Regions from separate parts of the Homo sapiens genome. Here regions 1, 2, 3, 4 and 6 are each linked to region 5. Evidence: chromatin loops called from intact Hi-C (ENCODE). Cell type or tissue: heart right ventricle. All regions are shown on one strand.

Region 1 (5,000 bases), 160 kb after region 5:
GTTTCCTGCGTCCTCAGCACCCAGGCCTCCTTTTTGCAGCAACAGCCCTGGTTTTGGTTTGGGAATTCGCCTTAGCTCTCCCCCGATGGGGCTTTGGAATTGGAGCATGCAATTCAGTCCTGCCCAAGCAGCCTCCTGCACTCATGGGCCACAGAGGGTCAGGAGTGAGCATGTGACCTAAAGCGGTCCAGTCAGAGCGGGAGCCACAGAGAAGGCTGTCGCTCTTTCCTGCTGCCTTTCAAGCTGAGAAGTGAGGCTGGAACTGCAGCAGCCCTCTTGCCACCATGAGAAGAAGGTGTAGAGGTGTTTGAGCCAAAGTCCGAATCCCACAGAGTAGACAGCAAGATCCGGAACCAGAGAGAAACTGAGCAGGTATCTGCAGTCTCTCAGGGACAGCTGTAGGGTGGCCCCACCTTTCCAGGACACAGGGAAATATGGAGGGCTGAGCTCTGAACTTAGGTGCCCTGAAGCCTAGAGGACTGCATTCAAACTGGGCACGACCTCTCTGGCTCACTGAGGCAGGCGGGCTAGGGGGCAGCCAAGGAGGGAGAGACAGTAGGTAGGAGCCCCAGCCTCAGCACTGACCCTGCCAGGCAGCACTTGTGGCTTTGAGTGGTCATAAGTCATGGAATTTGCAATGTAGGACCTGGGGCAGGTACTCAGTGTGGTGGCAGCTTGCCCTGATTGGAGGCACAGGGCTGGGCTCTGCCATCCCATGCGGGAGCGTGGGGCAAGGCCCACTGGATCAGGACCAGGAAGGGAGGAGGCTGGGCCACCAAGGCAGATGGTGCAGGCGCTGTACCAGACCTTCTCTGCCAGGCCCTCACCTCAGAGACTCCTGTGCGTATCAGCCCTGCAGGGCGCGGGGGCTGGCTCCTGTGTGTCTGCCCGGCACCTCTCCATTGTCTTCATCTCCCTCAGGGAACCACCCCCACTCTCCACCCACATGGCTCAAGGATGGACACATGGGCCCAGCCTTAACAACCAGAGCCCTCCAGCTCCCCAGTATCAGTGACTGGTTTGGGTTTGGGCATGTGACCCATGCTTGGCCAATGAGAAGCACCCCTGGGACTTTTGTTATGAAAACATTAGAAAAAAAGCCTCTTTCTGCTGGGTTTGATGTCCTAATAGGATGCCAGTGGGGGGCTGTGGGTGCCATTTGACATTATATGGGGTGGCCTGCCTGAGAATGATGCCAACACAGAAAAAGAGAATGAGGAGGTGGAAAGAGAGCCGGGCCCCGGGTCACCGCTGGAGCACTGCGGCCCGAGATTTTTCCATCATAGGAATCCATACAGTTTCCCATCTTGCTTAGTGCAAGCACAGGGGTTTCCATCACTTCTACCTAAAAGGTACCTAAGAAATGCAGGAAAGTCCTGCCGTCCTTGGTACTCCCCCCTTGGGCACTCTTCCAGACTCCTCAGTCCCCCACCTTAATCCCACTCACCCACCTCATATTCTGTTTTCCAGTAAATCTTGTCTTTTCTACCCAAATCGCATCTCAAATCTCTCCCATTCAACTTCATCCCCAGTACCTTGGCCCCAGCCCCACACAGTCCAATGTCTGCACAGTCCTCTTAGAAGGGAGGATTGAGTCGGTTCTCTCTATAAACCCCTGATGGCTTCTCAAGCCCTTGCCTGGAACCAGACTCTGTGTCCCAGCCCCCTGTGTGCCTGGCTGCCTCTCCTTCCCCAAGCCCTCTCATGGCTCTGGCCTTCTTCCTAGTCTTCTGACCTGCTGAGCCTTTCCCAACTAAGGACATTCATCCATCCGTCCATCCATCCATCCATCCATTCATCCGTCCACCCGTCCGTCCGTCCGTCCATCCATCCATCCATCCATCCATCCATCCATCCATCCATCCGTCCATCCATTAATAGATGAGGACGCAGACGCTAGACACTAAGACGGCAGGACACCTGCCTGGGGTCATTGTGGAATTACCTGGCAGAACTAAGATTGAGACAGGCCTGAGGGATAAACATTTCAAAAGTGCCCAGGTCTGCCCAGTGGAGGCATTTTTTGGACAGTGAGATGCAGGAGATGCCGCGTTTGATTCCAGGACTAGTGCTGACCCTAACTTAGGCAAGGCGTTCCTGTTCCCTGGTCTTAGTCTCCCCATCTGTGAAATTTCATTCATTCATTCACTCATTCATTCATCCAACAAATATCTATGGAATGCTCACAACATGCCAGATGCTTATTCCAGGCACTGAGGGCACAGCAATGTGTGACACAGATGCTGCATCCACTTAGGACCTACCTTCTGGTAGAAGGAAACAGACAGATGAGGAGTATGGCAGGTGGGGTGACGCATGGAGAAAGATGAAGCCAGGGAAGGGGTGTAGGGAGTGGCAGGGCTGCTGTTTAGAAGGTGACTAGGGAAGCCTCGCTAAGAAGGTGACATCTGGCTGAAGAAAGACAGGTAACCTGGGAGGAGGACATCTCAGGAAGCAGGAACAGCAGGTGCAAAGGCCCAGAGGGGAGGGGGATGGTCAGGTGGTGAAGGATGAGAAGAGGTCAGAAGTTTAACAGGGGCCACACAGGTGCGGCCTCGTGGACCATGCTAACAGTGTATATTAATTGCCTGTGGTTGCAGCAAATTACCATAAACTGGCTGGGCATGGTGGCTCCTGCCTGTAATCCCAGCACTTAGGGAGGCTGAGGCAGGAGAATCAGCTGAGGCCAGGAGTTCAAGACCAGCCTGGGCAACATGGTGAGACCCCCCCCCCATCTCTACAAAAAAAAAAAAATAGCCAGGTTTGGTGGCGTGCACCTGTAGTCCCAGCTGCTTGGGAGGCTGAGATGGGCTGATTGCTTGAGCCCAGGTGGTTGAGGCTGCAGTGAGTGATCACGCCACCGCAGTCCAGCCTGCATGAGAGAGCAAGACCCTATCTCTACAAATAAAATAAATTAAAAATTTTAAATGACCGCAAACTTAGCGTCTTAACACAAATTTATTCTCTTTGTTTTGGAGGTCAGAAGTCAAATCAAGCTTTCAGTGGGGCTGTGCTCCTTCCCCAGGCTCTGGAGGAGGACGGGTGTCCCCGTCTTCTCCAGCGGCTAGAGGCTTCCTGCGGCCTTGGCTCGTGGCCACCTCACGTCACCTTTCCTTCCTCTGCTCCGTCACTGCGTCACCTTTCTGCCTTTGACCTCCTGCCTCCCTCTAAGGACTCTGCTGGTTGCTCTGGGCCCCCTGGATAGTCCAGGGCCATTGCCCCACCTCGAGAGCCTTCGTTCAATCACATCTGCATCGCTCCATCTGTCATGGAAGGCAACATAGTCACAGGTTCCAGGGCTCGGGATGTGGACGTCTTTGAGGGGCAGGGGGAGCACGTTATTCTGCAGGCCGCAGCGTGGGAGCTGGGAGGCTGTCAGGCTCCTGCTGTCACACAGCGACCATGGTGCTTAGACCAAGGGGCGTGGAGGAAGTGGCGAGAGGCACTGGACTGTGAAGATTCTGAAGACAGAGCCAAGAGGGTTGCTCACACATGGAGCTGGGTGTGAGGGAGGGGAGACGCCAGGGATGAGGGTGAGGGTCTTGTCCTGAGCTACTGGAAGGATGGCGATGATGGCCAGGAAACAGGAAGAATAGGTTGGGGAGGAGAGGAGAAGGCAGGAGTCTGCTTTCAGGCAGGTTGAATACAAAATGCCTGTGGAGCCTCTGAGGGGGAGGCAGCTGGCTGGGCAGGAGCCCAGGCGAGAGCCCAAGATGAGGCGAGAGTGTGGGAGGTGTCAGGGATGCGGGGCTGGGAGCCATGGGCCTGACGGGGCCACTTCGGGACAAGCATAGACAAAGAGGAAGAGGTCAGGGCTGAGCTCCGGGGCTGGCGGGGTTTACAGGCTGGGAAATGAAGAGATCAGGAAAGAAGGCGCAGGAGCAGCTGCAAGGGAGGCGGAGAGCAGGCAGGGTGAGCTTCCTGGAGGAGGTGGGTGGGCTCTCTCAATGCCTGGAGACCCCGTCAGGGTGGCCTGAGAGCTGACCGTGGGCCTGGTGGTGTGCAGGTTGGCAGTGACCTTGACCAGAGCCATGCTGGGGATGCAGTTTTGCTCCCCCAGATTCATAGGGTGGAGCCCCCGCCCCTGTGTGACTATATTTGGAGATAGGCCCCTTAAGGAAGTAATTCAGGTGAAGTGAGGTCATCAGGAGGGGCCCTGGCCCAGTAGGATTGGCGTCCTCACCAGAAGAAACTCTAAAGTGCAAGTGAGCTCACGCTCAGCCACGCCAGGACACACGGAGAAGGCGGCCACCCGCAAGCCAGGAGGGAGCCTCACAGGAACCCAGATGGGCTGGAACCTTTGCTTTGTTCTTTGAACCTCCAGGACTGTGAGAAATTAAGTTCATTGTTGAAGCCACCTGTCTGTGGCGGTTTTCTTACGGCAGCCCAAGCTGACTAAGGTGGGGTCAAGCCAGGTTGGAGTGGGCTCAAGGGGGAGGAAAAGGTGAAGTCTCTTTCAAGAGCGTAGCTGCAGAGGGGAGCTGAGAACACAGGTTAGGAGTCCGGTGGGGAAGGGGCCGTGTTGAGTGTTGAAGGCGGCCTCGCTGAGCACCTTGTGTTTCCAGCAGGGCAGGCGTGAGGAAGGAGAGAGGGAAGCTGAGGGGGGCTGCCTTGGCTGGGGGCCTGGTGGTTCCCCAGAGCAGCAGCAGCAGGGAGGCAGAGGCCTGGGTACCCCCAAGCCAGGGAGCCCTGGGGACGGGGCACCCACTCCTCAGTGAGCAGGGAGCCAACTTCGGGCAGGGTGGGGTGGCGAATGGACCAGGAAGGGAAGGAGGAGGCAGAGGAGGGAGGAGGCCCTTCTTTGAAGGAGCCGCCCCACTCAGCCAAGAGGATCTCAGGACAGAGCCAGGCTGGGGGCCTGGGCAGGTGTGGCCGGGGCAGGCCACTTCCCATCCCCAGCCCCATTTGGGATCCATGGGCTCGTCTGTCTGTCTCTCTGCCTCCTTCCAGGTCCTGGGCCCTGGGCTGTGGCCAGGGCTCTGCTCACCCTCAGGGCTGCG
Region 2 (5,000 bases), 82 kb after region 5:
GATTGGCATTTAGCAGGCATTAACTCTGTCACCCCTGTGCACCTCCAGGCCCCCACAAGTGGCAGATGATAGCAGTGGAGCTTCACACTCCATGTTTAAGGGGCTGTTTTCCCAGTGGCTGATGAAGCCTCCAGATCCTGGGTTTCTTTTGCTTTCACTGCCATAGTGACCCACTGGACTCAGTTCACAATGGATCTCTATCCAGTTTCTCTCTAACACCCGTTTACCTAACTCCTTTGACCAGTCTTATCTTTCTGGTAATTTATGTATAGACCAGTCATTTATGTGGTCCAGATGGGGTTCCTGCAGCAATATTTAAAAGACCTGCACAGACATCAGGCCGCATGCTACTAAGAAGAGAAGTGGCTATTGGCATAAAATATCACTGTGAAAAAGTTAAAATCATGATGCATACGACTATCAAACACATGTCAAAGATTTTATTTACCTTATTAACTAATGCAGGAACCAGGAAAATGTTAAGACCTATTCACAGAAGAGTTTGAAGAACAGATACTCATAGGCAGGAATGCTGAAATGATTTGCAAGTAGATACAAAAACAACATCCTATAAGATGATGAAAGATATCGTTTGGGGTTCTTTACTGCAGGGTGACATCAGTTGTCTCTCCCCCAAACAAAATTCACTTGCTTTATTATCAGTTTTCCGCGGGTTAATTTCTACCCCTACAGAGCTGTAAAGTAGCTCCGTCAATGGGAAGTGAGTCAACGGTGCCTGCCCTTTAGAGTCAGATAACCCGGGGAAGGTCTGCTGGTCAACCCCCAGCATTCCACGGACAGACACCCACCTATTTGCCCATTTCCAAGTCTTGCACAGTTTTCCCTTGCATATGTTTAGATTACTAAGTGAAGGAAGTCATTTAATGAGAAGGGATGTAATGATTCAAGTGAATTCACACAACTGCTCCAATACTCAGAGTATTTTTTACTTTCCTAGTAAGGTGTCTGGTCAGCTGATATCATGCTTTTAAGAGTCAGGGGCCTAAAAATATGTCACCTAAAATATAAATGAGTACGAAGGGTGAGGCGGGCAGTGGGCTGGTGGCCGTGGTCTGCAGAGACCAGCAGGGAGGGAGGGCTACGGAGGCAGCAGAACAGAGATGGGGTTCCCTGTGAGATTGTTTTACAAATGTTTCTGCAGTTAAAAAAAAATGTTCAAAGTCAGGGCCCTGTTAAGGGGATGGACCCCCTGGAAACTGATAGACAGACCCGTGACCCCAGGCCCTGCGGGCAGTGCACCTGGAAGGAAGAGAGCTCTGCCTGGAAAGCCATGAGCTGTCCAGCCCCTGCCCTGCCCACCGCCAGGCAGCCCCAGCCCCCACCTCCCCCCCAGCTGGAAGTCCCCTTCCCAAGCACAGGAACAGCGGCGCGGCGCTGTGCTGCTGGGCGCACCCGCCCTTCGCTTGGTGAAAGGTAATCATGAGACTGGCCTCTTCCCTTTTGTGGATATGTTCTCAAAATAAAGATCATTTTAATTTTTTTAAAATTCTACATTTCTAAGTCTGGAAGCAAAAATAGAAACTGTCCATATTTATCTCCCCTGAAAGCCCCCACTCCTGGCCTATGAAATCTTCAGGATTTGGGGGAGTCTGCCTCCGAACCAGCTAGCAGGAGATGCTGCCCAGGCAGGTTGCCTCGGCGCCGGAGCGCTTTCCTTTGCCTGTACCCCCTTTAGAAATGAAAAAATAAACCCATCAGCTTCGTGTTGCCAATTTCCCCTCAGTTCCCCACACCTCTCCCACCTCCCCACATTCCCTCCCACTTAGCAACCAAGAATATTGAATGTGAGGAGAAAAAAATAGCAGAATTGGAAAGCTTTTTAAAAATACTTAACCAAATGCCTGGGCTGTGTCCATACTTCCTCCATTTCCTGAAGGTTCCTTCAGGGCCAGAGTGGGGAGGACCCTGGCTCCAGGCAGTGTCTGGTGGGGACTGGCGGATGGGGTGGGCGGTAGAGGCCCCAGTGGTCACTCAGAATTCCCCCTCCGGCTCCCCGCAAAGCCTGGAGGGAGGAGTGGTGAATTGAGCAGCCCTTATTAAGGAGCATCCTGTCTGGTTTTTTAACTTGATTTTCTCTGGGATAGAAATAAATGTTTCTCCTGTAGCCCTTATCATTATGTAAATGTAGTCATCCCCGCCAGCCTGCTCGGTAAGAGGTGACCCTGGCAACAGCATAAAGCCTGAAGGAAGGGCTGTGTCTTTCAGGGGACAGCACACCTTGCAACACTCCCGAGTGGGGCCGCAGTGGCTCCAGCAGCCTAGAGGCTGGGATCAGGGCATACAGTGTTTTAGAGGAAGGTGGAACTACATGAACAAGCGCCTAAGAATCATGGCTTCTTTAAAATAAAATGAAAACTGAGCAGAAAGCATTTTGGCAGACAGCATTTGGCTTCTCCCCGGAGCTGGTCTGTGCTGACTTCCCGGCTTCCTTGCTTCTGAGCATGCTGGGTTGTAATGGGCCCCCTGCTCTATCTGCCAGTTTCCCAGTCTTCCCACCCCCTTCCAGATCCACCCCAGGCTCTGCACAGGCCTCCAGGGCAGTAAGATGAGGAAGACGTGGGCAGTAGCAGGGAGTGAGTGGCCAAATTGAGAATAGACCCTAGCTTCATATTCTCAGCAACCCGTTCCCTCTTCTCGATTTTTGCTTAAAGGGGGAAAAAAATTACACTGAGCTAGTCACTAAACTGAGCATTGGAAAACTTGCAAATAGTGTTCCACCTGCAGTTGGAGATGCGTCTCTTGCTGTGAGCAAAATGGTGGGTGGCATTCTCTTACATTTGGCGAGGTGTTTGTCATTTCAGAAGCCTGGATTCTATTTCTCTCGGTCTGCAGTTTTGCTTGCATTTAGGATAGAAATCTGTCTCATGCTTTGTCTTCTGTCACTGGGTGAAGTGTAAGGCTCCCTCAGTCCTTGTGCATATTGACCCAGCCACTCAAGACAGTGTGAATTCTGACCAGAATCTCACCAGAAGGTCCCAGCAGGCTCCCTGAACTGAATCTCACAGCATTTCAGCCAGGGATGGTAATAACCACGTTTATTGAAACTTCTCCATGCCAGCACTGTACTAGGCCACTGATGTGTTATCTTCAATCCCTACATTAGCCTTGCAAGATAGCTACCGTTACTTCCATTTTACAGAAAATAAAATTGAAGCTAAAAGTGGCTAAATAACTTGCCCAAGTTTTTCCAATTGAATATGTAGCAGAACAGTGATTCAGCCCCAGGCCTAACATCAATGCTCTCTCCACACTGGCATGCTGCCTCTCTTGAGCTGACAACCAGTTTCTTTTCATTTTTTATTGTTAACCAATTCTTTCCCCCTCTTGTCACTGCTACTAGACCCATCTCCATCATGTACCCATGAGGTGACATCTCCAGGTGATTCAAAGTCCTGTTTCAGTTACTTGCCAACAAACAGCATTTAAACACACACATACTCACATTCACATTTCTTTGCTCTAACCTCAGTTAGGAGTCAGAGATCCCATTTCATCCTTACAGTCACCAGCATTTGGGTGGAGCTTTTCTTTTTATAAAGCATGTCCTCATTCTATCTTTGAAGCAGCTCCATAAAATGGGCCAAGGTCGTGTGATCTCATACCCATTTTACTGATGAGACAACTGAGGCTCCGGGATATTGGGAGCTTACCTTGACTCTTATCATCCAGGCCTAAGAGACCTGGAGAAAAACAGAAGTTCCTCTCTCATCTGCCCCTGTTCTGGTTTCCTAGCCGAGGCCCTTCTTTTAGGTGCAATATTTACTGTGTGCCAGGCACTATTCCAGGAGCTGGGAAGAGGCTCAGCTGAGACAAGAGCTCCAGGGTTCTGACTCCAAGCCCGCCCCACCACCACCAAGCCTCTCGTGTTTAACCTCTGTGGAAGATAGAGGATTTCCAAGAGAGGCTTCTAATAGCCGGTATAACTTTAACTCTCATGACAATTCAGTGATAATAGGGAATAGAAGTCCCTGCATGTGCGCATCTACGCATGTGGGCATCTCCCGCTTACATACCATGGATCTGGGGTCCTTCCAGTTTCCTTTCGCTCTACTACAACACTCACCAGGAATGGTTTTCTCTCCCTTCCTGCCTCCCTCCTTGGGAAGTGCTCCTGGCAGCCTAAGGGCCCGGCAGAGAAGAGGTGAGGTGACTGGGCTATGAGGAGGAAATGGGTGGTTCACAGAAGTGCCTGAGCAGATGTGTCCCAGAGGGAGAGAGGAAGGTGACTTTCCAGCTTGCCTGAGAGACTGTCCAGAGTGAGCAAGTTAGGGAGACTCAGGGTTGCTCAAGGCCTCTCCTTGCCCCTTGTCCTGTATTCTAGGAGTCAAATGTAAATCTTGATTGGTAAAGACTCTATACCATGTAAATGAAGAACTAAAAATTGCTTCAAGCATCCAGTAAAATTCTCAATCGGTCACAAATACCTAATTATTTTTAATTTTTTTTTTTTGAGACAGTCTTGCTCTGTCGCCCAGGCTGGAGTGCCATGGCATGATCATAGCTCACTACAGTCTGTCTCCCAGGCTCAAGCCATCCTCTTGCCTCAGCCTCTCAGATAGCTGGGGTCACAGGTGCATGCCGCCAAGCCTGGCTAATTTTTTTATTTTAATAAAGATGAAGTCTTGCTATGTTGCCCAGGCTGATCTTGAACTCCTGAGCTCAAGCTATCCTCCTGCCTCAGCCTCCCAAAGTGCTGAGATGACAGGCATGAACCATTGTGCCCAGCCCTAATATTTTTAGAGAGAAAACATTGAATGTGGAAACAAAAGCATCTCTATGTTGAATAGTTGATTGTTGCGTACACACTGTTTTCCAAAGGAAGTAAGGCAGACACACTAAGGATGTAACTGAACGCTGTTTCCCAGCTGGTGGAGGGAACGTGGATCCTGTGCCATTGTCAGGGGGTGAGGTTCAAAATTCAGATGATGGTTTGTTTGGGGTTTCTAACATTTTAACTCAGCTTCCCCATACCTCCTACA
Region 3 (5,000 bases), 62 kb before region 5:
TCTGGTGGGGGTGATGGTTGTCAGAAATGTGAAAACCTGAAGAGATACCTCAAAAGGCCAATCTTAGGTTCTACAGTAGTGATGTTATCTGCAGGAGTAATTCGGGAAGTTGCAAATCTTGTGACCTTTGGAACAATGGCTGGTAATCACTTATGCCTTAGCAGAATTCAGGCTTCTCTCATCCTCCTAACCTGGTGGTCCTTCATTGGCAGTTGAGTTTTGGGGAAGTGTTATTATCATTTAAACTATAAACTAAATATCTCCTAAAGTTAGCTTGACCTAAGCCCAGGAATACCATAGTTTGGGGGTTAATGGCAAGATAGGGGTTGGTTAGATCAGATTTCTTTCACTGTCATAATTTTCTCACTGTTACAATTTTTGCAAAGGCGATTTCAGGAGAAGGAGCCCATTTTCCTTGGAGGGTAGAGGGAAGATACTGGATTGGTTGAACATGGTGGAATCTCTTTGTCCACAAGAGGGTGCTATCCTGGGGAAACATTGGAATTCTTGGCTAGTGCTCAGCATATAGGTTTCCAGGCTATTGGCTTGTTGGTCAGGATTCAGGAATAGGTCTGCGTATAGGTGCAGGACTTGGTTAAAACCCAGGAGTGGCTGAAGCTCATTTGGAGGGCATGGCTAGAGGCTGGGCCCTGCAAGGCCCCAGCAAGTAACAAGACAGCTCCACCTATAAGCACAATGCCCCCCAGGGCTCTGGGCTAGTGAAGGGGTGGAGGGATGCCGATGACACAGAGCTTTCCCCTGGGGTTTACAATGCCTGAAATACATGAGCATTTGGACATTTGTGCCGGATTTACATTCTCAGTTAAGGTGATGTTAAAATGTGGTGAAGAGTGTAAATAGTGGCCTGAGTGTCAGGACAAGCCAGTGTGAGGTTTAAATGTATCATGTTGAGATAATCAGGAGCTAATTATCTCGAAAAAAGAGTCATCCTCTCCCTTATTGCTTGAATCTCGAGTTCAAGTCCTCCTGCTAACCCTGGCAGGTCTAGGTATGGCATGCACCTCTGCAGACTGTGGAGGATATGTCCTAGTCTTGGCAGGCTGGCTGCATGTCCTGCTGTGTCCCACCCATCCTCTGCTCCAGGCTGCCTGCCTCCTTGCCCACCTGCCCTCACCCCTGCCAGGCCAACCCCCCACCTCTGTTTATCTTCTCCATCCATCTGGGAGTCATCTCTTCCCTGTGCTGAGTCCGCCCTTGGTGACACCCGTTGTTGCATACAGACCTCTCCAGCCCCGTTTGTCCACACCAATCTCTCCATCCTCTGATTCCACCTCTATTTATAGCTAGTACCATCTAATTTGGCATTCAGATTTTAATTATTTCACATCTGCCATTTGCCTCTCTCAAACTAGACTGTATAATTAATTAATTCATTAAATCAGCAAATATGTGAGTGCTTATTCTGGGTTGGGTGTTGAGGCTGTGTCATATCTAAGCTGCCTGCTTTATCTCCCTGCATGTGCGCCAGGGACAACAGTGCCTGCTGCACAGGGGTGCCTGTGACGGGGCCATTCTTTAACATTTTGCCCTGGCATCCAGGGGCACACTATTGAAGATAAACTCTAGCTGAATAACACACAAGGTGCCTAAGCAAAAGGGCAAACTTCTCAGTATATTCTGAGATCCACTCCATTTCAGAATAGGTTTTGGTTTGGGCCTGATATAAAAACAAATACTCTTGTGTCTAATGCCTCTTCTGCCTACACTCACCGACGAGCTGGTTCATCTCAATTTGTCAACTTTCAAGCTGTTTGGCTCTCAAGGGACTGCCTCCCACTGCTCATTTCCTCTGACAGCAGGTGACTCTCTGGGCCTCCTTAATGCAGTTTTCGCCTCTGCAATGTGTGGTGGTGGCCGCTGTAGTTTTTATTCTTAGGGTTTGGGTGCTTACTTCTAGGATCTCTTTGGGGCCTAGACTGCTACAAAGCTAGTAAGGTTGTAAGACATCACCTAGGCCAGACTCGTGTTTTATATTTTAAAACTCCTAGTACGGTGCTTGTTCCGTCACCACCCATCCCTTGGCTTCCATCGTTTCCAAACCATGTCTGGTGTTCATTTTCTTCTCCCAAATGTTCGTGATGCTTTGGGAATGCAAAAAGCATCCATATTTGGAAAGCTCAGAACTCTCTCGGGGGCGGGAGCAGAACACAGATTGTTCTGTGGAGAAGGAGAGAGTCATGTGCGGCTCAGAGCGTGGCTCTCCGGAGTGGGTCGGAGTGGGACAGAAGAGCAGGAAGGAAGCTGGGGCCGGCCTGGCTGGGCCTTCCTCGAACCAGGCAGAGGCAGGCAGCTGCCCTGCAGGGCCCACCGCAGTCTCTCAAGACAGACAGAGGAACGGTTTGTTGAGTGCCTACTGTGTGCCAGGTTCTGGAATTGTAAAAATATAATACATTATTAATAATGACTACAGCATTAAAATAATTCCTTCTAGACACTGTTCTAAGCACTTGTCCCTTACCTCCCTTTATCCTCACAACAACTCCAGAGCTAGAGACAGGAATAGAGCCCCCATTTGAGAAGGGGAGTGAGGGGTGCCTGCTTCCTGGACTGCGGCTAGCAGGTCATTTGGGGAGGGGCTCCCAGGTGCAGATTCCGCCGAGTCCGGACTGAAGGAGGACACGTCGATCCTGGTGTGCTGGGAGGTGCCTTAGTTTGCGTTTAGCGGCCTGTGAACGAGTCTTGGGACCTCTAAAAGCTGACTCAGGGCCACATCAGCTAGGACTCGCTGCTAGCTGCCGCCCAAGGTCGTCCCGCAGCCCCTCGGCAGCCGCCGCCAGGGGTCGCGGGAGCCGCGTTCTAGCGCAGTCGCGCGCCACAGTTGCGCATGCGCGGAGCTGCTCCGGGCGTCCTCGGCCGGGTCGGCCTTGGGACCGTGCCCCCCCTGCCCCGCCCCGCCCATCTCCCCTCCCCTCGCGTTTCGCCCCGCCCCGCTCACTGCTGTCCCCGACCCCGCCCCGCCCCACTCTCTTGCCCCGTCTCGCCCCGCCCCTCCTTGCGCTCTCGCCCCGCCGCGCCCCGCCCCGCCCCGCCCCGCCGTCCTGGAGCCAGTGCCCTGCATCTCGCGCAGGTGCCGCCGCAGGACTGCAGGACTGGTTCCTGCCGCGGCCACCGGGACAGTGGTGCCCCAAGGCCGGCTGACCATTTGAAGCCCCTGTACTTGGGTTGATTCCGCGATTCAACTCGAGTTCAGGGATGGAGAAGAAAGGCAAACTTGCCAACTCTCTTGATTAACCTCGCATTAGTGAGCCTTCTTAGGGACTCACCAAGCCGAGCTCTCTGGGAGGCGTTCACACTCACAGGCCCTGGCTGTTCGCAGGCAGCAGCTGAGCCTTCACCGATGTGCCCCTTTATTGTTTTCTGAGACCATATTTATAGAGACTCTCGTAGAAGCTGACAGCATTTAATACGTTAAACATTCAATGCGTGGGTATTTACAAAGAGAAAGGATGTAAAGGTGCGTTTCCTGCTTTAGCAGGAATTGAAGTACGTCATATTTTTCGTGGACCGAAAATTCCTGGTCATAAGGACTATAAAAGCCCAAAGAGGATTTTCCTGGAGTGTTCCTTGAGAGATTCATGTCTTCAAGTGAGATCTAATCCCAGTCTTTATGAATTGGATATTTGCTAATGACCATGATCTTCTAGGTGTCATCCTAGAGCCGTAGGACAGACAAGTGACCACTGACATTGCCTTTTCCCCGGCAGAAAAAGTCTCCAGTCTGTTGGGAGCTGTGTGGCAACTGCTGTGGACCTGCTGTGGTAGTAAGCTCATTGGATCAGGATTTGCCCATGTGACCTTGGGCAAATCATCTCTGAGCTTGAATCTCCTCATTTGCAAAGAGAGGACAGGAGAGAAGATAGAGCTCGATCTTTTTTCCTTGAGAATCTGCTTTTCTTTTCTTTCTTTCTTTTTTTAGAGACAGGGTCCTGCCCTGTCACCCAGGCTGGAGTGCAGTAGTGCGATCATAGCTCCCTGCAGCCCCAAACTCCTGGGCTCAAATGATACTCCTACCTTGTCCTCCCAAAGTGCTGGGAATACAGATGTGAGCCACCGCGCCAGGACTGCTTTTCATTTTTGGAAACATTGAGATCACTTCGGGTGCAGTGAAACAAGTAGTTTTATAGAAAAGTCCATGAGTGGAGGGAACGGGGTGGTTCAGGGGAGCTTTCCGGGGTGCTTTCTTTTGCCTATGTAGGAAACCCAGAGATGTGGTAGTAGGGGTTGTGAGGGGGCGCTGTGGGGCCATGCCTGGTGGAGATCCACCACGTTAAGCCTTCTGCTAACTGTTTGTCTCTGACTCCATGATCTCTTCTGCCTCTTCCCATTCTGGATTCTGCTCATGGTGGGCGGCTAGATGGGTGTATTGCATGTGGCCGCTCATCTCAGGTTGCTGGTCAAAGCTTCCTGTTTATATTTAGAGAGTGTAAGAAGAGTAAGAACCCTTTTATTGCCACTGACCCATATTCATATTTAATGTTGCTTGTGTTAGTCGGCTCCTCATTGGTTCTCTTTTTGGAAGCAAGCAGGGACTTAGAGAGTCCAGAGGAAGCTCAGAGGGCTGGAGCTTTAGTTCAGGTTGGCTGAGGTGCTTGTTCTTAATTCTTCTGTGACACCATGTCTGTCTCAGTCACTGCATTTTTAACATTGTTTTGAAAACATTTCTCGGCCAGGCGCGGTGGCTCACACCTGTAATCCCAGCACTTTGGGAGGCCGAGGCAGGCAGATCACCTGAGGTCAGGAGTTTGAGACCAGCCTGGCTAACATGGTGAAACCCCGTTTCTACTAAAAATACAAAAAATTAGCTGGGTGTGGTGGCGCACGCCTGTAGTCCCAGCTACTCGGGAGGCTGAGGCAGGAGAATCGCTTGAACCCAGAAGGCGGAAGTTGCAGTGAGCCGAGATCGCGCCATTGCACTCCAGCCTAGGTGACAAGACTGAAACTGTCTCAAAAAAACAAAAAAACAAAAAAAAAAAACAAAA
Region 4 (5,000 bases), 400 kb after region 5:
GAAGCATTCACGCAAGCAGGTTGAACGCTATTTTACTAAGAAGAGTGTGGGATTAATGAACATCGATGGAGTTGCCATTAGCAGTAAAACTGAACCTCCCTCATCTGAGCCCATCTCCTTTATACCAGTGAAGGACTTGGAAGATGCGGCTCCTGTTACAACCTGGTTGAATCCTCTGGGGATTTATGATCAGTCAACCACACATTGGCTACAAGGACAGGGTCCTCCAGAGCAGGAATCAAAGCAGCCAGACGCACAGCCAGACAGCGAGAGTGCGGCTCTCAAGGCCAAGGTGGAGGAGTTTAACAGGAGGGTGCGGGAGAATCCTCGGGATACGCAGCTGTGGATGGCATTTGTTGCTTTTCAGGTATGTGTTGCCATCCCAATTCTCTTACCTTAGAAGGACATTCCTGATTTTGGGCAAACTGATGGACTGTGCAGCAATTTTTGAGCAAATGAGGAAATTTGACACTGGGCATACAAAGATTATTAGAATAGAGCCTTTGCCCTGAGCTCGCTCAAAGTCCAATGAGGAAAATGGACATGCGAAGAATAAGTGCACCCTGGGGTAGTAAATGCTGTAATGTATAACTTGGGAGTGGAGTGAGGGAATGGCTTGTGTTGAGGGAGGAGAAAGAGCTACCAAGGAGAAGGTGAAGTTCAACACAATCTTGAAAGAAGAGATGTTCACCAGGTAGGGAGAGGCATTCCTGAAGTACAAACAGAACAGGCAGAGCTCACGGAATTGTGAAAGAGAGAGGGCTGTTCAGTGTATTACCCAGTTAGAGCCATGCATTCTCTTTCGAAAACTTGTAGGTTTGTCTGAATCCCTAATTTTGAACCACTCATACAATTACCATATTTTGTGCCACATTTGGCCCTTTTATTGGTAAGGTCTGCTCTTCAGAAAAGACTTTCAAGGCATTGTATGCTAGTCATTGATGCAGAAATCAAAGCTTAAAATGGCAGAGAGTGGATAATTAAGTGATAAATACAAGATCAAACATATCAGGTGACACAAGCACTTTAGGATCCAGGTTTTCTTTAAAAGAAATAGTGGCAAACTGGTGGTTTAAGAAAGTCCCTAGGGGGTGGTAAGAAAATCAGTAAGCATTGTTGAAACTCAGGATCTCCCAGGTCCATTTGCATTTGTAAATTGGTGTTTTTGTTGTTGAGGACGAGGTCATGAAAAGTCCTGGCCTGTATGCCATCGAGGAAGGAGAGCAGGAAAAGCGAAAGAGGTCCCTGAAGCTCATTCTGGAGAAGAAGCTGGCCATTCTGGAGCGGGCCATTGAGAGCAACCAGAGCAGTGTGGATCTGAAACTGGCCAAGCTGAAGCTCTGCACAGAGTTCTGGGAGCCCTCCACTCTGGTCAAAGAGTGGCAGAAACTGATATTTTTGCATCCCAATAATACAGCCCTTTGGCAGAAATACCTTTTATTTTGCCAGAGCCAGTTTAGTACCTTTTCGATATCAAAAATTCACAGTCTTTATGGAAAATGCTTGAGCACTTTGTCTGCTGTTAAGGACGGCAGCATCTTATCTCACCCTGCGTTGCCTGGCACGGAAGAGGCCATGTTTGGTAAGGAGATAACCAGATCCAGTTACGTGGGAGGAGTTAGACTTTCTTTTGGCTTTACTTGAAAATGAAGATCTATTTTTGATTTATTCTAGAAAAAGTCTAAATTGTTTGATAGAACTGATTTTTTTAAAAAAGTATTACGACTCTTTTTGATAACAAATTTGCCCCCAGCTCCCAGGGCAGGTGGGGGCAATAGGGCCAGTAGAGTTAAGATATCACTGGACAAGGTTCTGCTGATTAGCCAAGTAAACATAGGCAAGTCTCTTAACTGCTTTGGCAGTCGGTGGCCTTATCTGTCGAGATGCATGTACCTGTCTCACCCAATTGTAGGGTCCCAGGCAGTAATGTCCGTGAGATGCCCTGACTGGGAACCACTGCATAAATAGAAGTTTTGGGTATTATTATGCTGTTAACATTTTTGGTGTGTCCTGAAGGAACCTGGAACATTAATTTTGACAGTAATGAGATGTTGGAGGCTGCATGTTATGCAGAGCCAGAGAGTATCACTTTTGACCTTGAATCCTGAAGGGTTTGCCCTTCACTGGCTCTCTTGTGTCCTTGGGCAGGTCCTCTTTGAGCCCCAGTTTCTCCATCAGCAACAATACTATAAACCTGCTTTACAGGACTGTGTTGCACAGTAAACGAGATAATCCATGGCGAGTCTAGCTCAGTGTCCGGCACAGAGCAGGCATTTATTTGATCACAACCCCTGTTATTGAGTATTAATTACTGTTGGCATCTAAAGATAGAAATACATTGCTCTCAAAATATAAGCATTTATCACACTGACACAGAGTCTTGAATTTGTCACTGTATGTGATCTACACAAATAGCTTAGTGTTATTTAGTAGCTGGAATTGTACCAAAAGTAAGATGAACTGGAATGTTCAGACATGGAACCTTGATTTGTTTACAGCCGACTCTGAACATAGGATGAAAGTTGCTGGTGAGTAATGCCATCTAGTGATCAACTGAATACAGCTCTTTGCTTTCTGATAAAAATCTGCTACGCCATCCTTTTTCTATAATTTTTCTTGTGATAATGAGCTGTGATTATTTGATAGCATTCAGACCAACCTCTTGACTTATTTTTATGTACTATATATAGTTTTTGTTGTTAATATTTGTGTTCTGTGATGCTTTCATACAAAAATTAGAACAAACATACTTGGATTATAATACTGTGTGAGACGCTTTAAATCAAGACATGTATCACAGCTTTGTAAATTAATAGTGATTGCAGGTGAAAGGTGTTCTCAATGTGTTAATTGCCTGTTTTGAGAAGTTAGGTTCTTTCCCTTTAACGGTATCAACCAGGCTTCTTCCCCTTTGCCCTCCTGTTCGCAGCACTCTTTCTTCAGCAGTGCCACTTTCTGCGGCAGGCTGGCCACTCTGAGAAGGCCATCTCATTGTTCCAGGCCATGGTGGACTTCACCTTCTTCAAACCCGACAGCGTGAAAGATCTGCCTACCAAAGGACAGGTACCCAGCTCTGCTCGCCTCATCTCTCTCTTCCTGGCTCTTTCTCTGGAGGGAGAGGGGGAAGGTGTGGATAATGAGAGGTGGTGTGGATAATGAGAGGTGGTGTGGTAGTGTTTTTAAAATATCATATCCTCCTTTATATCAGTCTGCTGAGGAGGAATTCTCAGAAATAGTCCAGTGATCTGAGGAAAGTTTTGTAATGAAAATGGTGAGATGTGGATAGGTAAAGAAGCTTCCCCCTCCTTCACAACATAAAGGCTCTCTGAGGACTCACCCTCCCACCCTGCCTGCCTGCCTGCCTGCCTGTGTTCCTCCTTTCCTTTTCCTTTCCCTGCCCCCTTCCCCTCCCCTTCCTCCTCCCCTCCCCTCCTCCCCCCCATCCCCTTTCTGCCTTTGTTTAAATGCTGATTGGCTCCCCTAGTCAGGGAAACAGTTGTCATGCCATTTTAAACCTTGTATTACTCTCTTCCACCCTTACACATTCTAGTTTGGGTCTTGCATCACTTCCTCAGTTAACCTTCTAAGTACCCACAATCTTCGCTAGAGTTGCAAATGAAATTACACAGAGATACCTTGTCAACAGTGATCCTTATTGGGGAAGGGTTAATCCTTTAGATGACAAGCGAGCATTGCCAATGTTTGAGATAAATGAAGATAAGTGAAGAAATAAAGAATTTTTATAGAGCTATGTATATAAGAAAATGTATCTTTTCCCTTTTTCCACTAAATAAAACTCAGTTTTCTACTCTGTAAAGATGTCTAGTGGAAGATAAATAGAATATATGAGTTTATGGTGAACATTCAAAAGTGTTTCTTGAGAGGCCAAGGCCTCCGTCATGTGGGAGTTTCATGAATTGCCAGTAAAGACCATTTTTATCATGATGCTACCTCTAGAAAAAATTGGATTAAAGAATTATACCAGTTAAATTGCTATAATCAATCATTAATAAACCATATAACAGAGTAATTTTAAGACATGCTGTGAGATTTTAAGAATAGGCTGTACTACAGAAGTGATTCTCAGCTGACTCTAAGGAACCTTGTGGGTCAGGATCAGAATTTCTCTCACCCCCTCCCCCTGCCCCTTTCCTAAGACCCTCTGTGATAAGAACAGAGTGATGGGTGGAGGGTTCTGCCTACAAATGTGACCCATCGAAGACCACTGCTCTAAAGTGTTGGGAGACCCCGATCCTCGTGCTTGAGGTTTTAAACACGAATAGCACATGTGATTCCAAAGCATTTACATGACAACTTTGGAATAAAGTTTCTTATTTACTAATATTCCATATTGCTTTTATAACTGAGAGACGTTGTTACCGTGAACACAGTAGCGTGATTTAACACAGGCAGGTCTGATATTACTGGTCTGCGTTTCTGTGGAATAAACAAATAGATTATACTCATTTATCACACTATTTAAAAAAAATTTTTTTTCTTAAGTAAACTTTCTTTCTTCACTCTTACAAGAGCCAGACCTCTAAAGAGGGAGCGTAGTCGTCCTGGTTCCCCTTTCTGAGGATGACTGACGTGTCAGGACGTTTGCCCTGCCCTGACGTGACTCTCCTGGAGGCAATACTCCTCCAGGCGTGTGTGGCATTGCCCAGGGCTCAGGCTAGATAATCCTGTGGCTCATGGCCCATGCTGTGCCCACTGGAAGCCTGCTTGTCCTCTTCAAAAGGTTTCTTACAAAAGCTTTCACTGAGTAGGTTATTGGCTCACTTTCACAGTCCTGTTTCCAGTTGATAACATGATCACGTTTCTGTTCATTGCTGTGTTCACATTCTGTTCCATAGGGAAAGATTTATTGCCAGTGAGCTGCTTACCACACACCTAATGCTCGAATGAATGAGGGAGGTGCTAATGGGGCCAGGCTTTAAAATGCAGACCTTTAGGCTGGGCGCGGTGGTTTAGGCTTGTAATCCCAGCACTTTGGGAGG
Region 5 (5,000 bases):
ACCTAGTGCTTCAGCATTTCAGGAGTGCTGGTTGGTGAGAAGAAAACATGGAGAAAGGCAGACGGTTTCTTTGCTCTTTGAGATCTACTGGGTTGACTTATTGTGTTTGATCTTTAGTTATAAGATTCTCAGCCACATAAGAGAAAAAAATATTGAATAGACTCTAGCAGGCCTCCTTTTCCTCATTACCCAGGAAATTGACCCAGTCTTTTATTCACACTACTACTTTGAGTTTCCACGACAATGACAGGTGATATTGAATTTAAGTGTATTGGTGCCTAGGTCAGATTTTGAGGTCTGAAGATAATTTGGAAGGACAAGTTAAAGGGAAGAATTGTCTTTTCCCACCCTACTCCCAAGAAATAAAAGGAGAAATAACAACACAACAAAAATGTATTGAGCTTATTATTGAAGTAGCCACTCATTACAAGCTGAAATGATTCTCATGTCCCCAAATTTCTCTAGCCTTGGTTTTCCATTTTGATTTTGGAGCTCTGGCCTTCTTCCCATTTACATTTCCTCCTTGGTTTGATCACAGAGGGACAGATGGCAATATTAAAGAGCCGAGAATGTGGTTCAGAGTCATAGAACAGGACGAAACCAGGTGCGGTAAGCTTGTACGTTAGAATGTACATTTCAGAGCCTGGAAAGGTGCTGCCATGGGGCCCAAGGGGGAACTGGAACCTATCGCCAGGACAGAGGGTCGAGAGGGAGGGTTGAATGCTGGCGAATCAGCAGACAAGCCCTGGAAGGAGGTTCAGCAGGAGGAGGATAAAACCAGATAGAAAAGATAGGAGAGAAGAAAAGATGGAAGTAGGTCAAGGGAAGAGTAGACTATGTCCCCATGAAAAGTGGTAGGCTTTCCTGCCAGTGGAAAAACAAGGATTTGAATGAGAGCAAGGCTGTGGGACTCTGGCCTGAGCTCTCCATAATGGGCTGAGGACAGTGATGTTGGTGAGCGGAAGCAGAGCTTTGCCTGTCAGGCGGAACGAGCAGCTGGTGCTCCGGGGACCTGCAGGCCCTTTCCTCCTTGGTCCCAGCCGAGCTGTTGGGAACGATTCCAAGTGGAAGGAAATGCACCCAGCTCAGGAAGCTTGTGAAGTAAAGTGCAGGAGATGAACCCCAAGTTCTGACAGCTTGCCAGAGTGCCCGCTGAGTGAATGCTGGCAGGAACATTTGTTTTGAGAATAGTTTACCATAATGAATTCTGACATCATTGCACTCTCTCAGGCAAGGGTGTTGAAATGGAATAAATGACCTAATGTCAGGGATTTGTGGAAACCCTCAAAACAGGGAGATTGGGAGATTCCTTGGCTCTCTTATCTTCATTTTGAGTGGAGTTTTAAGCAACAGTTCCTTCTTAGATGTTTAATTGATCTCAACATTTTAAGAATTAACTAACAGTTTGAAGATATGAAAGCAATCGTGTGGGTTTTGTTTGCCTCTCTCAAATTGGGTTATCTCATAGCATTTGGAATAGAATTCTTGCAAGTTAACTTCCTCTTTTTTTTGTTCTGATTATCCGTGTACTTGAACATTTTTCCTTTTCTGCTCTCATGGCAACAGTGGAAGCGATTAGTTGAATAAAATTATGATTATGTGATTTAAACATGTTTGGAAGACAGGATTTCCTGGGAATCATGCTTTTACATTTGGGCACTTTAAGATGTGCCTGTTTCACCTCTTCTTGCTGTCCGATTGATCTGTGGTGGGGCGGGCACCCTTCTGGGTGCCGCATTCATTGCAATGGGTTGTAGCTTCAGGCCTTCTCAGCTCTGTGGTTACTGTGGCTTCTTTGTTTACAAGCAGATGCTTCCCAGATTGAGGAAGAATTTGCTTCTGAATCTTAAACTCTCTCCAGGAATAAACTGGAAACAGTTTGAGAAAAACTTGTATTTGCTTCAAAGGCTTAATTGGGAATACGCACCCAGTGGCTGGTGTTGCCTCATCCTGCCTGGCCTCCTTCGGGGCGGAGACTTCCTCCGTTCCTCCACCAGAGGGCCTCGGTCCTGCATGGGAGAAACCGTCTTGCACCTTAACGGGGGAATTGAATTTCTCTACCCGTCATTGATCTCTTTCGGCAGCCCAGGGCATTACCCGCATTCACTGGACTTCTTCACCTGGGCCAACGGATTTTCTTTCCAGTTTTGGACCAGTAATGAGTATCTTATTAGCTGTCATCACTGGGACACACAGAATTTATGTTATAAATATATGAAGTAATTTGCATATTAATGATGCAAAACATAGACCTGAACTCTTGGATTCATATTTTGTTCCTTCCTCTAGAGTTACACTTCTGTTTTAGAGCTTATGTGTACCCAGGAAGGTAACAGAGTACGGTAGAAAGCTCCCAGCTCACTCTCTCACTGGGCCTGTGAGCTTGAGCAGGCCCTTCACTTCTGTGTCATAACGGACCAGATTCTGTTGGATCATTTATAGCTGGAAAATTCTGTGCTTCTGTAACTGTCTAAGTAGCTTACTCTGTTTCCTAGGACACTGGAAACATTCTGAATGACCAGTTCCTATTTGTAGGCTTCCCTGGGTTACAATATTTAGGTTTGATCCTGCTTATTCCAGGCCTGATTTCTACCTGGTAAATCAGCCCCTTCAACCAGGGTCTCCACTTATGTTGCCTCAGTCACAGCTTATTTCATACAATTCAAAGTACCATCCCTTCTGTACCCAGTAGGAGTTTAATCCGTGATTCTGGAACAAAGTTAGACTACCATATCCATTCCCATCCTTTGTTTAGCTGTAGCTATTTCCTTCCCGCCGTGTTACTTAAGAGAACTGAGCTTCAGTCCAAAGCAAATGTACTTTGTTGCCTGTGAACATGGATCCCATAAAAACAAATGAAGGAGAAAGCAGAGTAGATTGCATGTCCCAGGGCCTGTTACCTAATCTTTATTCACGTCTCTGTTAGGTTTCCTTTAGTGCTGCTTGGCATCCTGAGCACAGCTTCTCTTTTTATGCCACCATCAAGCTTCTGATCTGATATCATCTGATATGTGTGGGTGAGAGGACTATGGGAGTATTTATGTACCTATGCCAATAAATCATTATCTTAAAGTTCTGGGGCCATTCTTGTGCATGAGAGCCCTGGGATGTCATGTAGGTATAAGATGCGAATTAATAGCCCTCATGAGTGCTTGTAACTTACAGAACCCACATTCAGTTTGATTTAATATCTTTGCATGATTCAAAATGTCGTCCAAGAAGAGAGCCAAATACCTAGAGCATCTGCCACGGCCTGCAGAGGCTGGCTGACACGTTTGCACTGGCTGACCCACACTGTGGCTTTTTGGAAAGATGAGATATGTTCTAATGAGCAGGTTATAAATATCGCCGAGTTATGTCATAGGTGGTGGCCGTGCTTAATGTAAAGGGACCAGCTGGGGAGCGTTCCCAGCTCAGCAGGCTGGATGCAGCTTTCAGAGAGGACAAGTGGGGCTTGAAAATATTGACCAGGATGTTACAAAATAATTATTTGTCTCTTAATGAAACATGTCACCAAATGTGTCCCTGTGGGGTGTGAGTGGCAGCGAGATGAGGTGTGCTCTGCTCACACTCAGGGAGCTCGGGTTCCAGTTGTCACATGCTCGCTCTCAGAAGGGGCCTCTGACCCTTTGCTTCTTTTTCGTCAGTGTGGGGTTTGGAGGAGGGTTGGTTTGATGAATTTACTGGGTTTGATAAGTTTATGTTCTCAAAGATGCAGAGTGGTTGCTTGGTGGAGTTCCTGTTTTTTTGTGCCTTCCATCTTCATATTTTATCCTTACCCATGTTGCACACGGTGCTTGCTCATATTCCTGTGCCCTGTTGCCCAGTGTTGTCTCCCACCTTTTAAATGAAAATATAGATTTCAGTCCCACTCTATAGAGCCATTGAGAGTTTGAACACAGACTCTTCTAAGGTATCTTGCTTTTTAATTTGTTGGCTTCAACTGATTTTCAAATTTTTATTTTTTAGAGAAAATGTGCTAGGGGTTAGAAAACACAAAAGGCCATCAATCTTAGGTCAAATGTTTCATTTAACCAAAGATGGCTAGGCATGTGCAGAGTAATCGTTTGCTTAAAATCTAGCCAACAGCTTTTATGCAGACAAAATGCATTGAAACGTGCATATAAAATATTTAATATTAATACATGCCAGATGAAAACCGTCAAATTCTGTGTCCACACAGGAACTTGACAAGAGGAGTCGGAAGATTTAGAGAGCTTCTCAGAGCAGTTGAAACAAGAACGACTCAAAACCTGCGAATGGTAAGTGTGAACAGTGACTTGATTGAGGCCAGCAGGGCACTTGTCTCATAGGTATTTACATTCATATTTTTTTACATTTATGTATTATAAATATATGTGACATATATGTGTTATAAATATATGTGACATATATGCATTATACATATATTTATAATAAATATATGTGACATATATGTGTTATAAATATATGTGACATATATTTATGTACATATATGTCACATATATTGTATGTGTGACATATATATGTATATAAAATATACATGTTTTATAATAAAATGTATATAAAATATACATGTTTTATACTAAAATGTATATAAAATATACATATTTTATATGTATATTTATTTATTTTATATAAAATAAAATGTATATAAAATATACCTATTTTATAATAAAATAAAATATATTTTATAATAAAATAAAATATATTTTATAATAAAATAAAATATATTTTATAATAAAATAAAAAATATACATATATTTATAATAAATATATGTGGCATATGTGTTATAAATATATGTGACATATATTATACATATATTTATAATAAATATATGTGACATATTATACATATATTTATAATAAATATATGTGACATATATGTGTTATAAATATATGTGACATATATTTATGTACATATATGTCACATATATTGTATGTGTGACATATATATGTATATAAAATATACATGTTTTATAATAAAATGTATATAAAATATACATATTTTATATGTATAT
Region 6 (5,000 bases), 180 kb after region 5:
GCCTCAGGCTCCAAATGGGGAAGGGGTGTGGAACCTCTCTGTCTCTCACCACAGATGCAGAAGAGGAGGTAAGGACAAGGAGCACAGGGTGGAGAAAGGAGCCCGTTAGGGTGAAGTGAGAACAGGAGGCTCCCAGTGTGTTAGCTGGGACTGGACAACCTCTGGGCCCAAGCTTGAGGTCCCAGTGGACCCCTGTCTTCAGAGAAGCCTGAAAGATCTGCTCAGACAAGGAAGGAGGTGAGGGTGGGGCAAGGAGCCTGGGACTGTCTCTAGGAGATTCTGACTCCCTTCACCTTCCTTCTCTCTCACTCAGCACCATCCCCTCCCCACCTGCCAGGCTGGACCCAACTGGGGAAGCCTGGGAAGTACCCCTTGACTTGGTGGGTCCTGGTGTCAAGGGAAAAGATAACCCTCCTGAGAGTAGCTGCCCTGTAGCTGGGCCTCCAAGGTGCCAGGAGGGGAAAGGGCCAGGGCCTGGAAAACACAGCTGCTGATGGCAGCCTGGAGCTAGCCCCGCAGGGCGGGGGGCCACGCAAGTGGTAAACAGGAGGGAGGTGGCTCACCCCTTGGGAGCTGCTGCGGATGTTGTTTTGGAAAAGGGATCAGGAGTCAGCCACTGTGGAGCGCCAGGGCCCTGGAGAGCCAGAGAGAGCCACTGCAACAGAGACAGTCCTGCTGGAGCCCAGGAGTCTGGGAGAGCCAGTAAAGATTTGGGTGAGGGAGGCCCAACTGCTCCTCTGAGGAATAAGGAGAGACCCTCCCTCTAGACAGAGTCATCAGGGTTTGTCCAGAATGGCTTGGGTTTCATACACACTGACCTAAGTGACTTCTCATGTGCACACTCCCTGCACACAGACCCCTGAACACATGTTCACATGCACTCCACACACACCCTCGCACACACATTCCTGCACACACACTCCTGCACATATACACACTCACATACAGCCCTGCACACACAGGTTCTGTGTGAGGCCACATGGTTCAAGTCTCAGCATCACCACTTCTTGGCTCTAAATGTGGGCGTTTCACTTACGCTCTCTAAGCCTCAGTTTCCCCATCTGCCAGGTGGAGCCAATACTCTTGTCCTACCTCTGGGTGATTGCGAGGTTAGCAATGCCAGCTGCCAGCTTGGACCCATGTAAGTCATTGTCCTCCCCGTTTAGTTAAGGAAACTGCATCTCAGCAAGGTCGAGGGAGTGGCCCCAGTGCCTGGGCCAAGTAACAGGACAGGACTTGAATCACATTTTGAACCAGAGGTCACCTGCACATCACACATCCATATTCACCCATATGTGCCCACACGAGTTAGCAACTCGTGCACACTCATAGATGCACGTGATTGTAATAATAGCCTCCATTGATGCGCATTTACCATAGGCTGGGCATTGTGCCAAGTGCTTTACCCATGCTCACACAGCACCTCACACCTCAGTGCTGCCCCGATGTGTTTGGCTGCAAGTAACAGAATTCAACAAAACCACAAATACAGCCATTGTTACTTCACAAGGACCCTGGGCATAGGCAGTTTCCGGGTGGCTTGGCTGCTTGGTGAGGTCATCAAGGACCCAGGTTCTTTCCCTCTCTCTGCCCACCATCCTCTGTGTTAACTTGGTGCCACATAGTTGCAGGATGGCTGCTGCAGCACCGGCCACCACGTCTGCACTCCAGCATGAAAGAAAGTGAGGGTGGACCTAAGAGAACTCTCCTTTCACACCCTTCCCTTTTGTTAAGAAGCAAAAGCTCTCCCAGAAGCACCCCCACAAAAAACTTTCCCTTACACTTCATTGCCTGAAATTGCGTCAATGGCCCCTAGCTGCAAAGGAGGCTGGGAAAGAAAGGGCCTGGCACAGGGGTACAGGGCCATCATCACTGACTTATGCAATGAAGCAAGACTTGTCCCTGGGGCTGGGCATTCTGCCGCCTTGAACAAAATCAACGTTCTGTTGGCCAGGAAGAGGAGGTGAAGGTGGATGAAAATGTCTACTGCTTGTGCCCTTCAGCACCATCCTTCATCCCTCCTCCAGGGGGCAGTGTGGGACAGAAGACACAGAAGGCACAGGGGTGTGAACGCCTGGCGGGGGATGAGGGGACCCCAAATTCCAGTGCAAACCCAGCCAGCAACAGGCCTGCTGCAGACAGCTTCCTGGAACAAGGCACGTACCTGGTTGTGCCCACCCCAGGCACCAGAATCCAGGTCACAACGGCACGTGTCCCCGAACCCAGACATCTAGTGCTGTGGTTCTTAACCTTTGTTTCTTCCTGCCATGACACATGGATGGGATGGGTGCATGCCCATGGCCGTCCTACCCTTCACCAGCCCTCACCAAAACATATCTGCCTGCGAGTGCCTGATGACGCTGTCATGGGGTAGCCTGGAGTCCCCTCTAACGAAAGACAACAGGAAGTCAGTAGCTCACCTTCCCCAGGCATCACATGGAGCCAGCCGGGAGTCCCTAGTGCGGGGAATGACTGCCTCATGGAGCATTTGTGAAGATGGGTTGTTGAGAAGGGCTTGCTGTCATGTTCCTTCTGGAGTGACATTAATCCGGCCTGCCCTTCAGTCAACACAGCTTGAGGACCAGCCCTGGCTGAGTGCTGAGGGCGGGGCTTGGCTGTCCGGGACCAACCACGGGTCTTTTTTGGGAGATGCGTCCCTGTTTGGATTTTATCTGAAAGCCCTCTATCCAGGGTCCTGTTGACGCCATGTGTGCCCTGTGGGCCTTGGTCCGGGTCATGCATTCTGGGGACGCTCTCCTGAGCTGGAGCACTAGCCACTGTGCACATGATGTTTGGGGTCCCTGACCCTGCAAAAGCTCCAAGCTCCCTGGAGCACCCTTCCTGCCTGCCCAGCCAGCAGTTTCTAGTGGAAGTTTATTTCCTTCTGCGCGCTCTGCGGTGCTGGCCGCCGGCCTAACGAGCACGGCTTCTTGCTTTATGTTAGGCCCTGCAGATCTCCGGCAGAAGCTGTCTCTGTCCCAGGCACTGGCAGAGGGAGGGGATGGAATCCCTTCCAGATCAGAGTCAGAGATGGAAGCAGAAGCCCCTCCAGACAGCGCATGGCCCCAGGACACTTGCTGGGGGAGCCCCAACAAATCTCGTACTTGGGCAGTGCAGGACTCAGCACCCTTTGGACAGATCTCCCGCCCACTGTCTCCCTAAACACTGAGAACTGAACTTCTTATAAATGCTTTTGGGTGTTAAGAATGGGGCTTGGGAAGGCTGTGATCACACCACCGCACTCCAGCCTGGGTGACAGAGCAAGGCCCTGTCTCGAAGAAAAAAAAAAGAGTGTGGCAGTAGATCCTGGTGGCCCTTCCCTTTGAGAGAGCGGGTGGCAGGGAGTGGCTGGGTGTGAAGGGTGCATGTGCCGCGATTCAAGGAGAGGGAGTCCCCACAGGTCCCCACATGGCTGTGTCAGCAGCTTTGGCTTCCAGCAAGTGGCGGGAGGGGAGGGCGTGTTTGTCTGAAAAGGTTACTAAAGGTTGTTTCACTCAAAGGATTTGGTTCTTTGCAACCTGGCCGCTTGGATCCCAGAGTTGGGCGAGGTGGGAGACACAGTGGGGTTTTCAGCTCATCTCCGCTCTGGGCGGGCTGGGGGCAGGGGCAGGGACTGGGTGTCCTCTCTGGCTGCAGCTGCACTCCTTGCAAGAAGGGAGGGGGTTCTGGTGAGGGAGGGCCAGAGCCCAGGTGTTCACACCTGCGTATGCTGAGCCTGTGTGGGGTGCTGGGGACATGGAGACCCTGTCCCTGAGGAGTGTTCAGCCCTGGAGAGGGGCTGATGGCCATGCAGGTCACCATGGAGCTGAAGTTCTCAAATGGGGGTAATTGTGTCTCCCAGGGACCATTTGGCAATGTCACAATTGCCAAGGGATACTGCTGGCATCTAGTGGGTAGAAGCCGGGGCACTGCTAAAAATCCCACCATACACAGGACAGCTCCCCACCACGTGGACCTATCCAGCCTCCAAATATTAACAGGGCGTCTTGGGACCACCAGCGTGCTGCCAGGGAGCCAACTTCTGCCTGGTCAGCTAACTCCACCGTCCCAGAGCCTGGGGAATAGCGAGGAGCGGCTGGAGACTGGCGCATGAGATCACCTCTCATGGCGCGACGCTGCCTGATCAGGTAACTGCGCTGACTCATCAGGCTGCCATCCCGTGGCCCTGGAGAGTGGCTTGTGGTCTTTGGCTCTGGGGTAGTGAGAGCCTGCTGGCCCTGGGAGGGTCCAGCCCTTTTCTTAGGCTCTTCAAGTCCCAGCACACACATGGGGACTGGCTCTCTTCTCAGGGTGGCCGAGGCCCTGCTGGACTTGGAGAGATACAAGCCCTAAACAGGGGGCTTTCTTCATACTCAAGCATCCAGCTGCCTTCTCTGGCCTATCTCTCTCAGAAAATGGACAGGAGGCTCCCGCCTGTGTCCCTGCTCCAAGACTTTCCTGCCCAGAGCACTGAGGCCCAAATGAGAACAACCAAAATAGGGCAGAGGCCAGATCAGAGTCCACATCTTATCTTACTTTTTTGAACTCCCCTGCACCTTCCAGATAAAACCTCCATCTGCCCTTCCAATGATGTGACTTTGCTTCAACTTGCTTTTCAATTTTCTTCTTTGAGACGGAGTCTTCCTTTGTCGCCCAGGCTGGAGTGCAGTGGCGCAATCTTGGCTCACTGCAACCTCCGCCTCCTGAGTTCAAGCAATTCTCCTTCCTCAGCCTCCTGAGTAGCTAGGATTACAGGCATGTGCCACCACACCCAGCTAATTTTTGTATTTTTGGTAGAGATAGGGTTTCACTATATTGGCCAGGCTGGTCTCGAACTCCTGACCTTGTGATCTGCCCACCTCAGCCTCCCAAAGTGCTGGGATTACAGGCGTGAGCCACCACGCCCAGCCAACTTGCTTTTCTAACTGCCCCCCTTGTCCCTCTCAAAGCCCTGGACTCTTCAAAGTCCCTGCCCTCCTGCCACATAGCCCACCTCCCACCCCATCAACACTGACTCTGCC

The links. A loop is a pair of places that touch in the nucleus more often than their neighbours do. Peaks named below come from ENCODE experiments on the same cell type or tissue, not always from the same donor. Only the 100,000 strongest peaks of a DNase experiment are listed, where the experiment ranks them.
Region 1: it touches region 5 in a loop (3.0-fold over the local background); 8 of 110 quality-filtered maps call a loop at or near these places.
Region 2: it touches region 5 in a loop (2.4-fold over the local background); 17 of 110 quality-filtered maps call a loop at or near these places.
Region 3: a loop joins it to region 5, with 9 times the contacts of the local background. A loop is called at or near these places in 26 of 110 quality-filtered maps.
Region 4: it touches region 5 in a loop (7-fold over the local background); 68 of 110 quality-filtered maps call a loop at or near these places.
Region 6: a loop joins it to region 5, with 2.0 times the contacts of the local background. A loop is called at or near these places in 24 of 110 quality-filtered maps.

Annotation. Positions count from the first base shown.
Region 1 is chr14:90,535,107-90,540,106 of GRCh38, reverse strand. TTC7B (tetratricopeptide repeat domain 7B) reads left to right here. Exons shown (of 20, transcript NM_001010854.2): 20 at 1-5,000. Among named protein-coding and RNA genes, the nearest start is that of LINC00642, 82 kb to the right of the region's middle. RefSeq lists enhancers at 231-743, 744-1,257. In heart right ventricle, no CTCF peak of the experiment used is centred here; DNase peaks (open chromatin) are centred at 3,096 and 3,768; H3K27ac peaks cover 2,641 bases.
Region 2 is chr14:90,612,862-90,617,861 of GRCh38, reverse strand. The region is part of intron 16 of TTC7B (tetratricopeptide repeat domain 7B); the gene reads left to right. Among named protein-coding and RNA genes, the nearest start is that of TTC7B-AS1, 27 kb to the left of the region's middle. RefSeq lists a silencer at 663-957 and an enhancer at 2,304-2,825. In heart right ventricle, no CTCF peak of the experiment used is centred here; a DNase peak (open chromatin) is centred at 2,101; H3K4me3 peaks cover 1,479 bases; H3K27ac peaks cover 4,449 bases.
Region 3 is chr14:90,756,380-90,761,379 of GRCh38, reverse strand. The region is part of intron 3 of TTC7B (tetratricopeptide repeat domain 7B); the gene reads left to right. It overlaps LOC124903360 (a long non-coding RNA gene), which reads right to left and starts at 2,819. Exons shown (of 2, transcript XR_007064302.1): 1 at 2,480-2,819; 2 at 1,863-2,388. RefSeq lists a silencer at 2,713-3,052. In heart right ventricle, CTCF peaks have their summits at 470 (motif pointing right), 2,571 and 2,773 (motif pointing right); DNase peaks (open chromatin) are centred at 1,509, 2,219, 2,829, 4,239 and 1 weaker place; H3K4me3 peaks cover 1,726 bases; H3K27ac peaks cover 3,619 bases.
Region 4 is chr14:90,299,302-90,304,301 of GRCh38, reverse strand. NRDE2 (NRDE-2, necessary for RNA interference, domain containing) reads left to right here. Exons shown (of 14, transcript NM_017970.4): 5 at 1-367; 6 at 1,177-1,582; 7 at 2,930-3,063. Among named protein-coding and RNA genes, the nearest start is that of NRDE2, 30 kb to the left of the region's middle. RefSeq lists a silencer at 1,203-1,497. In heart right ventricle, a CTCF peak has its summit at 2,540 (motif pointing left); a DNase peak (open chromatin) is centred at 4,631; H3K27ac peaks cover 3,122 bases.
Region 5 is chr14:90,694,762-90,699,761 of GRCh38, reverse strand. It overlaps TTC7B (tetratricopeptide repeat domain 7B), which reads left to right. Exons shown (of 20, transcript NM_001010854.2): 6 at 4,184-4,262. TTC7B-AS2 (TTC7B antisense RNA 2) reads right to left here and starts at 2,429. Exons shown (of 2, transcript NR_135190.1): 1 at 2,098-2,429; 2 at 388-2,009. In heart right ventricle, a CTCF peak has its summit at 1,978 (motif pointing right); DNase peaks (open chromatin) are centred at 1,071 and 1,991; H3K4me3 peaks cover 588 bases; H3K27ac peaks cover 4,290 bases.
Region 6 is chr14:90,516,112-90,521,111 of GRCh38, reverse strand. LOC105370619 (a long non-coding RNA gene) reads left to right here and starts at 3,903. Exons shown (of 2, transcript NR_135274.1): 1 at 3,903-4,127. RefSeq lists enhancers at 1,721-2,455, 2,456-3,190. In heart right ventricle, a CTCF peak has its summit at 2,027 (motif pointing right); no DNase peak of the experiment used is centred here; H3K27ac peaks cover 1,306 bases.